2 separate regions of the Homo sapiens genome follow, and region 1 is linked to region 2. Evidence: read pairs that join two places in POLR2A ChIA-PET (ENCODE). Cell type or tissue: OCI-LY7. All regions are shown on one strand. Each heading gives the region's core, and the rest is flanking DNA. Links, peaks and the distances in the headings are about the cores only.

Region 1 (7,541 bases), core at 2,908-5,407, 120 kb after region 2:
TAGTGCCCTTAATAGTACCATACTGCTAGGTGTGGTGGTGTGCGCCTGTAATCCCAGTTACTCAGGAGGCTGAGGTGGGAGGACAGCTTGAGCCTAGGAGGTCAGCACAAGCCTCAGCAACATAATGAGACCCGTCTTTATTTTTTTTTTTTAATTTTTCTATTTTTTTAGTTAGCTTTTTTTTTTTTTTTTTTGAGACAGAGCCTTGCTCTGCTGCCAGGCTGGAGTGCTGTGGCACAATTGCGGCTCACTGCAACCTCCGCCTCCCGGGTTCAAGTGATTCTCCTGCCTCAGCCTTCCAAGTAGCTGGGACTACAGGCACACGCCGCCACGCCCGGCCAATTTTTTGTATTTTTAGTAGAGACGGGGTTTCACTGTATTAGCCAGGATGGTCTTGATCTCCTGACCTCGTGATCTGCCTGCCTCAGCCTCCCAAAGTGCTGGGATTACAGGTGTAAGCCACCGCGCCCGGCAGCTCTTTTTTTCTTTTTATGTCCAGCCAACTCATCATAATTTTTTTAATTATAATTTTTTTAATCTACCTTTTTTTTTGAGACAGAGTTCGAGACCAACCTGGGCAATGTGGCAAGACCCCTATCTCCACTAAAAATACAAAAATTAACTGGGCATGGTGGCATGCACCTGTAGTCCCAGCTACTCAGGATGCTGAAGTAGGATTGCTCAAGCAATTCGCCTAGGAGGTGGAAGCTGCAGTGAGCTGGGATTGCACCACTGCACTCCATCCCGGGCAACAGAGTGCGACCTTGTCTTAAAAAAAAAAAATCTTGAGTGGAAAATGAGCTAAATTTTAAATTTTCCTCTAAGCCATTCATAGGCACCTTCAAGGGAACCTCTTCATGCCTGTATACTTTGAAATGTTTTTTACCCTATAATTTGGTTTAATTCACTTATTTACTGAAAAGCTGAAAAGTAAGAGGTTTGAACCCATGAGCTATTAGGCATAGATTGCAAGTCCCTTGATAATAAAGCAGTTTTCAGTCTGTCTTTAAAAATTAAGCTTGGGCCGGGCGCTGTGGCTCACGCCTGTAATCCCAGCACTTTGGGAGGCCAAGGCGGGCGGATCACGAGGTCAAGAGATCGAGACCATCCTGGCCAACATGGTTAAAGTGGATTTCAGAAGCAGGAAAAAATAGGGAGCTTATTGTCTGGCTGATCGTTACAGAAGTACCCAGTTCTGTCATTCCACTCTTGCTACTCAGACCTTTAACTACCCATGTTTATTTCACCAAGCTAAAGAAGTATACTACAGGTTGATGATCCCCACTCCGAAAATCTGAAATGCTTCAAAATCTAAAACTTTTTGAGCACTGACATGGCACTCAAAGGAAATGCTCATTGGAGCATTTTGTATTTCGGATTAGGGATGCTCAATGAGTACGTATATAAGGTTGTTCCAAAAGTATTTCAGATTTCCAAATGCTGAAAAAATCCCAAATCCAAAACACCTCTGGTCCCAAGCATTTCAGATAATACTCAGCCCGTACTATAAGCCACACTAAGTAGAGTACAGGCCAGGCGTGGTGACTCACACCTATAGTCCTAGCACTTTGGGAGGCTGAGGCAGGAGAATTGCTTGAGCCCAGGAATTTGAGACCAGCCTGGGCAACATAGTGCGACCCCCCTCTATAAAAGCAGTTTTTAAATTAGGAGGGTGTGGTGGCACAAGCCTATAGTCCCAGCTACTGGGAAGGCTGAAGTAGGAGGATCGCTTGAGCCCAGAAGGTCGAGGCTGCAGTGAGCTATGATCATGCCACTGCATTCCAGCCTTGGTGACAGAGTGAGACACCATCTCAAAAACATGGTGTGGGGGCTGGGTGCTGAGGCTTATGCCTCCCAGCACTTTGGGAGGCCGTGGCGGATGGATCACTTGAGGCCAGAAGTTCAACACCAGCCTGGCCAACAGCAAAACCCTGTCTCTACAATAAAAAGAAAAATAGAAAAAATAAACAAATAAACATGGTGGTGGGGACAGGAAGCCTGTTGTTCATCTCTAGGCTCTTTCCCAGTATTTATACTCAGATTCATGCTGTTGCCTGCAAAAAAGGTTGGCCCCCAGTTGCCTCTGGATAATATGATTTAGAAAATTTGCTCTGGCAGTTTGCAGACAATTGCTGCCGTAAATAATTGTTCAAAACTTCATGGCTGGGTGCAGTGGCTCACACCTGTAATCCCAGCATTTTGGGAGGCCAAGGTGGGCAGATCGCTTGAGGTCAGGAGTTCGAGACCAGCCTGGTCAATATGGTGAAACCCCATCTCTACTAAAAATGAAAAAAAAAAAAAAATTAGCCAGGCTTGATGATGTGTGCCTGTAATCCCAGCTACTCGGGAGGCTGAGGCATAAGAATCGCTCGAACCTTGGAGGTGGAATTTGCAGCAAGTTGAGGTCATGCCACTGCACTCCAGCCTGGGCAAGAGAGCTGGATTCTGTCTCAAAACAATAATAACAGCAACAACAACAACTAACATCTAAAGGCCATATGACTGTCAACTAGATTATACAATAAGAAAGGCTGATTTAGAGTTCTCAGGTTTTGTTGTTGTTGTTGTTTGTTTTTTGTGTTTTTTTTTTTGAGACAGGGTCTTTCTTTGTTACCCAGGCTGGAGTGCAGTGGCGCAATCTTGGTTCACTGCAACCTCTGTCTCCCAGGTTCAAGCGATTCTCATGCCTCAGCCTCCTGAAGAGCTGAGATTACAGGTATGCACCACCAGGCCCAGCTAATTTTTGTATTTTTAGTAGAGACAGGGTTTCACCAGGTTGGCCAGGCTGGGGTTTCTTTATTTAATTTTTCTTTATTTATTTGTTTTTTTTGTTTTTAGAGACAGGGTCTCACTATGCTGCTTAGGCTGGTCTCAAACTCCTGGGCTCAAGCAATCTTCCCGCCTTGGCCTCCCAAAGTGTTGGGCTTACAGGCATGAGCCACTGTGCCCGGCTGGTTTATTTTCTAATGAAAAGTTACCCTGGAGGATCACTGGAGGCCAGGAGTTTAAGACCAGCCTGGGCACCATAGTGAGACACCGTATCTGCTAAAAAAAAAAAAAAAAAAAAAAAAAAAAAAAGTAAAGTCACCCTGTGCACTAAATTGGCAAAAGATTAGGACTAGCAAGAATTAAAACTCACAGAACATTAGGGTGAGAAAGAATCTTAGAGATAATCTAGTCTGCCCCTGCCATTCTAGGAATATAGAAGCAAACCCAGACAGGTTGAGTGACAGACATGTCCATCCTGGTGGCAAAGCCAAAACTAAAACCTTATTCCCAGGTCAGTGCAGAGCCACTCAGAGTCTCATAAATAAGTTTTGTGTTTTCTGTACCATACCGGCCCTCTATTAGCCTCTCCCTGGATCTCACTGATACCTTGAGAGTGCAAAAAAGCAATTGTTCGTTACATTTATCTAAGTGGTGGTATCCATTGGCATCAACATTTGCATTTAGGACAAAGTTATCTTTGGCTCCTTTGAGCTTGCTACGACTATCAAGCGTGAAGTTTGTATTGTGCCTCAGCTGCATTTTCCAACCATAACAGTTTTTAAAAAAATAATTTTATTGGATAGGTGTGGTGGCTTATGCGTGTAATCCCATTACTCTGGGAGGCTGAGATGGGAAGATTGCTTGAGCCCAGGAGTTTTGAGGACAAACTGGGCAACCCAGAGAGACCGCCACCACAAAAAATAAACACAATTAGGCGGGTGTGGTGGTGCATGCCTGTAGTCCCAGTTACTCATGGGGCTGAGGTGGGAGGATCACCTAGGCCCAGGAGGTCATGGCTGTAGTGAGCCAAGATCACACCACTGAACTTCAGCCTGGGTGACAGAGCAAGACCCTGTCTCAATAAATGAATAAATGAAATGAAATGTTTCAATTCAATAAATGATAAATGCTTCAGTGTGGCTTTCACAAACATTTTGCCTAAGAAGTTGTTTATTAGCATTAAATACATTGTATGTCTATTATGTGTGAGGCACTGGAGATAAAATGAGAAACAGACAGTTTCTACTCTTAAGGAGCTTATAGTATAGTCATTTATTCACTGTATGTTCTCAAAGCAAAAGACACTAGAATGACATTTGCAGAAAAACCTCAGGAAAACACAACATACACAAAGGAGCAATGTGGTATCAACTTCACTGCATGATAAAGATACCATAGGCCAAAATTGTATTGTACATGGAAATGATGTTTGGGTTTTTGTTGCTGTTGTTATTTTTGTTTGTTTACCATTGTAAAAGTAATATATCACCACATATACATTATGGACATACACATGCATTTGAAAAGCATTAACAATTGGCCTGAATAAATATATAAAGAACTATTAAAACTCAGCAGTAAGAAAACAGCTAAATAAATGGACGAAATATTTGAACTGACACCTTGAAGACAAAAAACAGGCTGAGCCCGGTGGCTCACACCTGTAATCCAAGCACTTTGGGAAGCCAAGGCGGGTGGATCACCTGAGTTCAGAAGTTCGACATCAGCCTGGCCAACATGGCTAAACTCCGTCTCTACTAAAAATATAAAACTAGGCCAGTTGTGGTGGTGCACATCTATAGTCCCAGCTACTCAGGAGGCTGAGGCAGGAAAATCACTTGAACCTGGGAGGCGGAGGTTGCGCCACTACTCTCCAGCCTGGGCGACAGAGTGAGAGTCTGTCTCAAAAAAAAAAAAAAAAAAAAAAAAAAAAACAAGAATGGCAAACAAAATACAACAGAGTTTTTCATAGTTCATAAGCATGATGAGTGGGTTTTCATGTTCATGTGTGAGGTGTGCCTCCCTCAAACCTTGTTATGATGTCAACACATTGCCCATCTGATGTGAGAAGAAGTAAAAAAACAGTGAAAAGGCAGTTTACAGAATGGGAGAAAACATTTGCAAATCATACATCCAATAAGGAGTTAATATTCAAAATATATAAGGACCTCAATAGCAAGGAAACGATTTTAAAATGGGCAAAGGACCTAAGTAGACATTTCTCAACAGAAGACATTAAATGGCCAAAAGATAAGTGTTGGTGAGGACGTGGAGAAAACAGAACCCTCCCAGGTTCTTGGTGGGAATGTATATTAGTACAGCCATTATGGCAAACAGTTTGGAGGTTCCTGGAAAAACTAAAAATGGAATTACCATGTGATCCAACAATCTCACTTCTGGGTATATATACATAGGAAATGAAAATCAGTATTTTGAAGAGATATCTGCACTCCCATGTTCATTGCAGCACTATTCACAATAGCCACACTATGGAATCAAGTGTCCATTGCCAGACGAATGGATAAAGAAAATGTGCGCTGGGTGCGGTGGCTCATGCCTGTAATCCCAGCACATTGGGAGGCCAAGACGGGCAGATCACTTGAGATCAGGAATTTGAGACCAGCCTGGCCAACATGGCAAAACCCCATCTCTACTAAAAATACAAAATTAGCCGGGCGCAGTGGTGGGCGCCTGTAATCCCAGTTACTCTGGAGGCTGAGGCAGGAGAATCGCCTAAACCCGGGAGGCGGAGGTTGTGGTGAGCCGAGATCGCACCATTGCACTCCAGCCTGGGCAACAAGAGCGAAACTCCGTCTCAATCAATTAATCGATCAATAAAATACGTTGAACTCACAAAAGCAGGCAGTACAATGGTGGTTGCCAGGGCCAGGGGAGTTGAGATGAAACAGGGAGATATTGGTCAAAGGGTACGAGTCACCCTTTTGGTTGGGAGGAATATATTCTGGACATCTGTTATACAGCATGATGACTATAGTTAATAAATAATGTATATTTGAAAATTGTTAAGAGTGTAGTTTTTTTTTTTTTTCTAAGACGGGGTCTTGCTCTGTCACCCAGGCTGGAGTGCAGTGGTGCGATCTCGACTCACTGCAACCTCTGCCTCCTGGGTGACAGAGCAGGAGCACTGTCATCTTGGACAAACACCACCACTTTAAGTTCCAGCTCCCTTTCTAGCCTCATACATTTCAAGGAAATCACTTCTCTTCTAACCACAAGCAGCCAGAAAGAGCAGACAGTAAAACACAGATAAGACAGCTTGGGCACAGAGGGAAGTAGGGGGAAAGTCTACTTTCCCCCTACTTGGGTAACTGGGTAACTGCCAAACTTCACCCTCATACAATGTGCCCCAGTAAAACAGTGGGCCTTAATAGGCACATTTCTTTCCCTCAGGTGCACTAAGATAGGGAAGCTAAAAGCAGACTCAGGGGACATGCCTGCAGCTGCAGAAAGATGTACGGGAACAGACAACTCTCCCGCCCAGGTAAGCACAACGAAGAGACACAGAAGCAGTCGAAGCCTCTGATAAACTCTCCCACCCTGAATCCTTAAAAACTCTGTAAGATTGTGCAGCTTCTGACCTAACTTGGTCAGAAATCCCTCCCAGGTTTGAAATAAACCTGTTGACTGTCAACCCACCCTTCATGTTTCTCTCCTTTAATTCTGACACTGGGTTCAAGCGATTCTCCTGCCTCAGCCCCCCGCGTAGCTGGGACTACAAGCACCCACCACCATGCCTGGCTAATTTTTGTATTTTTAGTAGAGACAGGGTTTCACCATGTTGGCCAAGCTGGTCTCGAACTCCAGACCTCAGATGATCTGCCTACCTTGGCCTCCCAAAGTGCTGGGCTTACAGGCATGAGCCACCGTGCCCAGCCAAAAGAGTAGATCTTAAATGTTCTCACCACAAAAAAACTGAAGTAATAAATACATTAGCTTTATTTTTTAAATTTTTAATTATTTTACAAAATAGAGATAGGGTCTCACTGTGTTGCCCAGGCTGGTCCTGAACTCTGGGCTCAAGCAATCCTCCCACCTGGGTCTCCCAAAGTGCTGGGATTAACAGACGTGAGCCACTGCACTTGGCCAGCTTGATTATTTTTTAATGGCAAACAAGCTCATGAAAAGATGCTCAACATTGTTAGTCACTAGAGAAGTGTGTCCAGAATTGGTGGGTTCTTGGTCTCACTGACTTCAAGAATGAAGCTGCAGACCCTTGCGGTGAGTGTTACAGTTCTCAAAGGTGGCGTGTCCAGAGTTTGTTCCTTCTGATGTTCGGATGTGTTCAGAGTTTGTTCCTTCTGGTGGCTGCGTGGTCTTGCTGGCTCAGGAGTGAAGCTGCAGACCACCGCGAGTATTACAGCTTTTAAAGCACTGCATCTAGAGTTTTTGGTTCCTCCAAGTGGGTTCGTGGTCTTGCTGGCTTCAGCAGACCTTCACGGTGAGCGTTACAGCTCACAAAGGCAATGCGGACCCAAAGAGTAAGCAATAACAATATTTACCGCAACGACTAAAAGAACAAACCTCTCACGACATACAAATGGACCCAACCGGGTTGCCACTGCTAGCTCTGGCAGCCTGCTTTTATTCTCTTACCTGGCCCCACCCACATCCTGCTGATTGGTCCATTTTACAGAGAGCCCATTGGTCCATTTTACAGAGAGCTGATTGGTCCGTTTTGACAGGGTGCTGATTGGTGTGTTTACAATCCCTGAGCTAAACACAAAGGTTCTCCAAGTCCCCACCAGAGTAGC
Region 2 (3,360 bases), core at 226-2,725:
AAAGTGCCTTAGGGGGCCACTTGTTCTGCTGGGCTCCTGGCTGTCTAGTGTGGCATTGGCCTTTCTGCTTCGATGGTTTCTTCTTTTGATAACAGTGGCATGAAGCGCTCCCCCTCAGAGGCCTGACGTAGGAGTGCTTCTGGGTGAGGCAGGCATCCTGGGTGTCAGGGGAGGGTTGATGGCAAGACACAGCAGCAGCCCTGAGGGATGGAGGGGGTGGTGGGAATGGGGGCTTTCATAAGGTAGGTTCCAGCTTCCCAGGAACCCGGTTTGTCCGTGTCTGGCAGTGAATCTGTGGGTGCAGATGCCCATCAGCACCCATCAAGGAGCTTCCTTGTGGGTTCCTAATGAGCTTGAGGTAGGTCCAGAAGGCCCCACCCTTGTGCATGGCCGGCATCTGAGTGTGGCAACCTTGAACATTTGGTTACCCTACCCACTACTGATGGTGGCCAGGGTCAGTCCTGGAGTTCCCCCAGTCAGATAAGATTCTCCTTCCCCAATAAAGAACAGGACCAGGAAGCAAGAAGCAGGCTCAGGAGAGGGTGGGAGTGTTATAGGGCTCCTTGTCTCCCCAGTGAGCTGCTGTCCTTTAAATCCACATTGGGGATGAAGGTCCCTCAGGTGTCAATACTGGATGTCCCTCCACCCAATGCCAGTTTGTACCCCCAGAAAGAGGGCCCCTGTGGGTTCTGCTTGAGCTCCCCAAGGGCCCATCAGAGTCTGTCCCTCCACCTTGCTGCTGTGCCCCCTCTGGAAGTGCTGTCCTGTGAGAGGGCACATTCCCCAGGCGTGGCTTTTACTATCACTGGACGAGGCCAGAATTCTTTCTGGCTGTGACCTGTGGTAGAGCTTGACATCTCCTCTTCAGAAGCCAGGGCTTCCAGCCCATAGAGCTGGGCTGGGTCAAGGGACTATAGGGAAGGGGCTCCAGGCACCAGGGCAAAAACCCACAAACAGAGAAGGTCCTTTCAAGTGTCTACCTGGGCCGGCATGCAGGCCGGGCAACCTTGGCTTGTTCATCTCCCTTTGCTGCCAGCAGCCTCCATATGGCAGACATTCTTCTCCTGGGGGGCTGACAGCCATGGAGGGTGGGGAGCAGGCCTCAGCAGGGCGGGTTCCCAAAAGACAGCCCAGAGAGCAGGGTCAGATAGTGGGGGGTGGGTTCAGCTCCACTGTCCAGGTGAGGAAACTGAGGCTGAAGAGAGATCAAGTAGCATCCCCAGCGAAATCTGGCCAGGAACAGATGGCAAAGATTTGCTGTTTACCCCGTCCCAGGCTGCCCCGCACCCACATAGCCACTTCCCAGTACTCTGCTTTGTCCCCATTCTCAGGTTCTGAAGTCATCCTGTTTTACACCTGTCACCCCTACTGGAACAGGGACCTTGCCTCCCTGACAGCCACACATCTCTGGCACCCAGGAGGCCCTCAATCAGTATTTGTGCAATCAGTGAGACCCTGGGATTCAAGCCCGAGGTGTGTCTGCAGAGCATTGGAAATGCAGCCCTGAGTCCGTCCCCAAGGTTGCCTGATAGAGCAGGCCTGGGGACCGGCAGGGGAAGCGGATGCCTACCGTGACTCTCGGGAAGACTGGTGGGACTATCACTAAGCTTATTTGCCTGTCCAATCTTGGGGATCCTGAGCTCCCTACTGGGCAAGCTCATAGGGGTTCGGCTCCGCTTACGGGTCTCTGGCTCTACCTCCCAGTTCCGGCTCCGACTCAGCCCAGCCTGGGCGGGGCCGTTGGCCGTTGGGAGCCACGCCCCCCGCTGCGTCACTGCCACCTGGTCCCGCCCCTGTCTCCATGACCGCTGGACCAGATGTCAGCAGCTGCTCCAGAGCCTGGTGCATATATATCTTCTATATACTTGCTAGTATCTGTCCCCTTTCCCCCCAGACCTCCTCCTGTGCAACACGGAATGATGAAAATCTAGAAACAGGAATCTCACTCCCGGCCTAGCCAGGACTCAGGTTTTGTGAAGGGGTATGAGGCGGGAGGAAAAGCAAACCCCACCAAACCAACACCTAGTCTAGAGCCTGATCAAAGTGCCACTCAAAGCACGATTCCTCCCTTTACTTTCCTATAACCCGAGAATTCTTCCTGAAAAAGGTGGCCCCTGAGAACCATCTAGAAGCATCACGGGGTGGAGGGGCAAGGGCCCTGAGAGCTGCTCTTGCCATCCCTTGTCCCAGTTTTCTTGAAGCCGAGTTCCAGAGAAGAGGCGGGGCCCGTGGGGCGTTTGGATTACACTCCCAGTCCAATTCACAGTCCAGCAATCCTGCCCTCAGAGGCTCCCTTCATCTGTCCACTTGGCAAAGGAAGGGGCGGGTCAGCCCACGCCCCCTGTCTGGCTGCAGACGACAACCATCAGAAGGGTGTCTGTGTAGCCGGGGCCCCAGAACCATGTCTGCGTGGAAAGGGCCCAAGAACCTGGAGCCCTTTCGGTTCAAGAAGAGCGTGAGGGACCCAGCCCCCTTCTGAAACCTATACCGCATTCTGGCCTGTGCCCTAGAAGGTTGTGAAGGCCTCTAAGTGGGTCCTCCTGCTTCCCCATCTTCTAAGGCCCAGGCCTTTTTCAGAGCCTCCGTGGGTCCCACCCCTGCACCCATCACATGGTGTCTGGTCCCCCCTGCCTGCCTGGCTCACACCCCCCGCCTTCACCTACTGCCCTATTTTTATCCCTGGGACACCCCACTGGGCACTGCTCTTCCCTATCTTAAAAGACTTTCGGCCGGGCGCGGTGGCTCACGCCTGTAATCCCAGCACTTTGGGAGGCCGAGGCAGGCGGATCACAAGGTCAGGAGATCGAGACCATCCTGGCTAACACGGTGAAACCCCGTCTCTACTAAAAATACAAAAAAATTAGCTGGGCGTGGTGGCGGGCTCCTGTAGTCCCAGCTACTCCGGAGGCTGAGGCGGAGCTTGCAGCGAGCCGAGATCGCGCCACTGCACTCCATCCTGGGCAACAGAGCGAGACTCGTCTAAAAAAAAAAAAAAACTTTCACAGGCCTTGATCATCCCTTTTGTCAATCTAGTTAATGTCACCTCCTCAGAGAAGCCCTCCCTGAGCACCCCATCTGCAGTAGGTCACCCCCATCTTCCACCATCACTTTTCCTGGTGTTTCCGTCATAGCCCCCACCTCTATGGGGAGTTTTCTGCACTGATAGACTAGACTCCCTCCCCCACTCAGTGGCCAGCGTGTCTGTCTTCTCTGTCCCTGCACACAGCAAATGCTCAATGTTCACTTGTTGGCATGAATGAAACAGGAAGGCCCCTGAGGTGCTAGGACTGGGAGCCCTTCACCCCAGGTGAGGAAGGAGCCTTAGGGGGAGAGGACCCGAGTTAGTGCCCCCTCCCCACC

The links. Peaks named below come from ENCODE experiments on the same cell type or tissue, not always from the same donor. Only the 100,000 strongest peaks of a DNase experiment are listed, where the experiment ranks them.
Region 1: POLR2A ChIA-PET joins it to region 2 with 5 read pairs; 7 of 35 experiments call an interaction of 5 or more read pairs at or near these places.

The regions. Positions count from the first base shown.
Region 1 is chr3:10,128,656-10,136,196 of GRCh38, forward strand. LOC124906357 (small nucleolar RNA U13) reads left to right here and starts at 4,730; the gene lies at 4,730-4,833. In OCI-LY7, for the core only: no CTCF peak of the experiment used is centred there; no DNase peak of the experiment used is centred there.
Region 2 is chr3:10,007,424-10,010,783 of GRCh38, forward strand. It overlaps a transcript of EMC3 not described here. Among named protein-coding and RNA genes, the nearest start is that of FANCD2, 17 kb to the right of the region's middle. RefSeq lists a silencer at 1,638-1,847. In OCI-LY7, for the core only: no CTCF peak of the experiment used is centred there; a DNase peak (open chromatin) is centred at 1,768; H3K4me3 peaks cover 861 bases.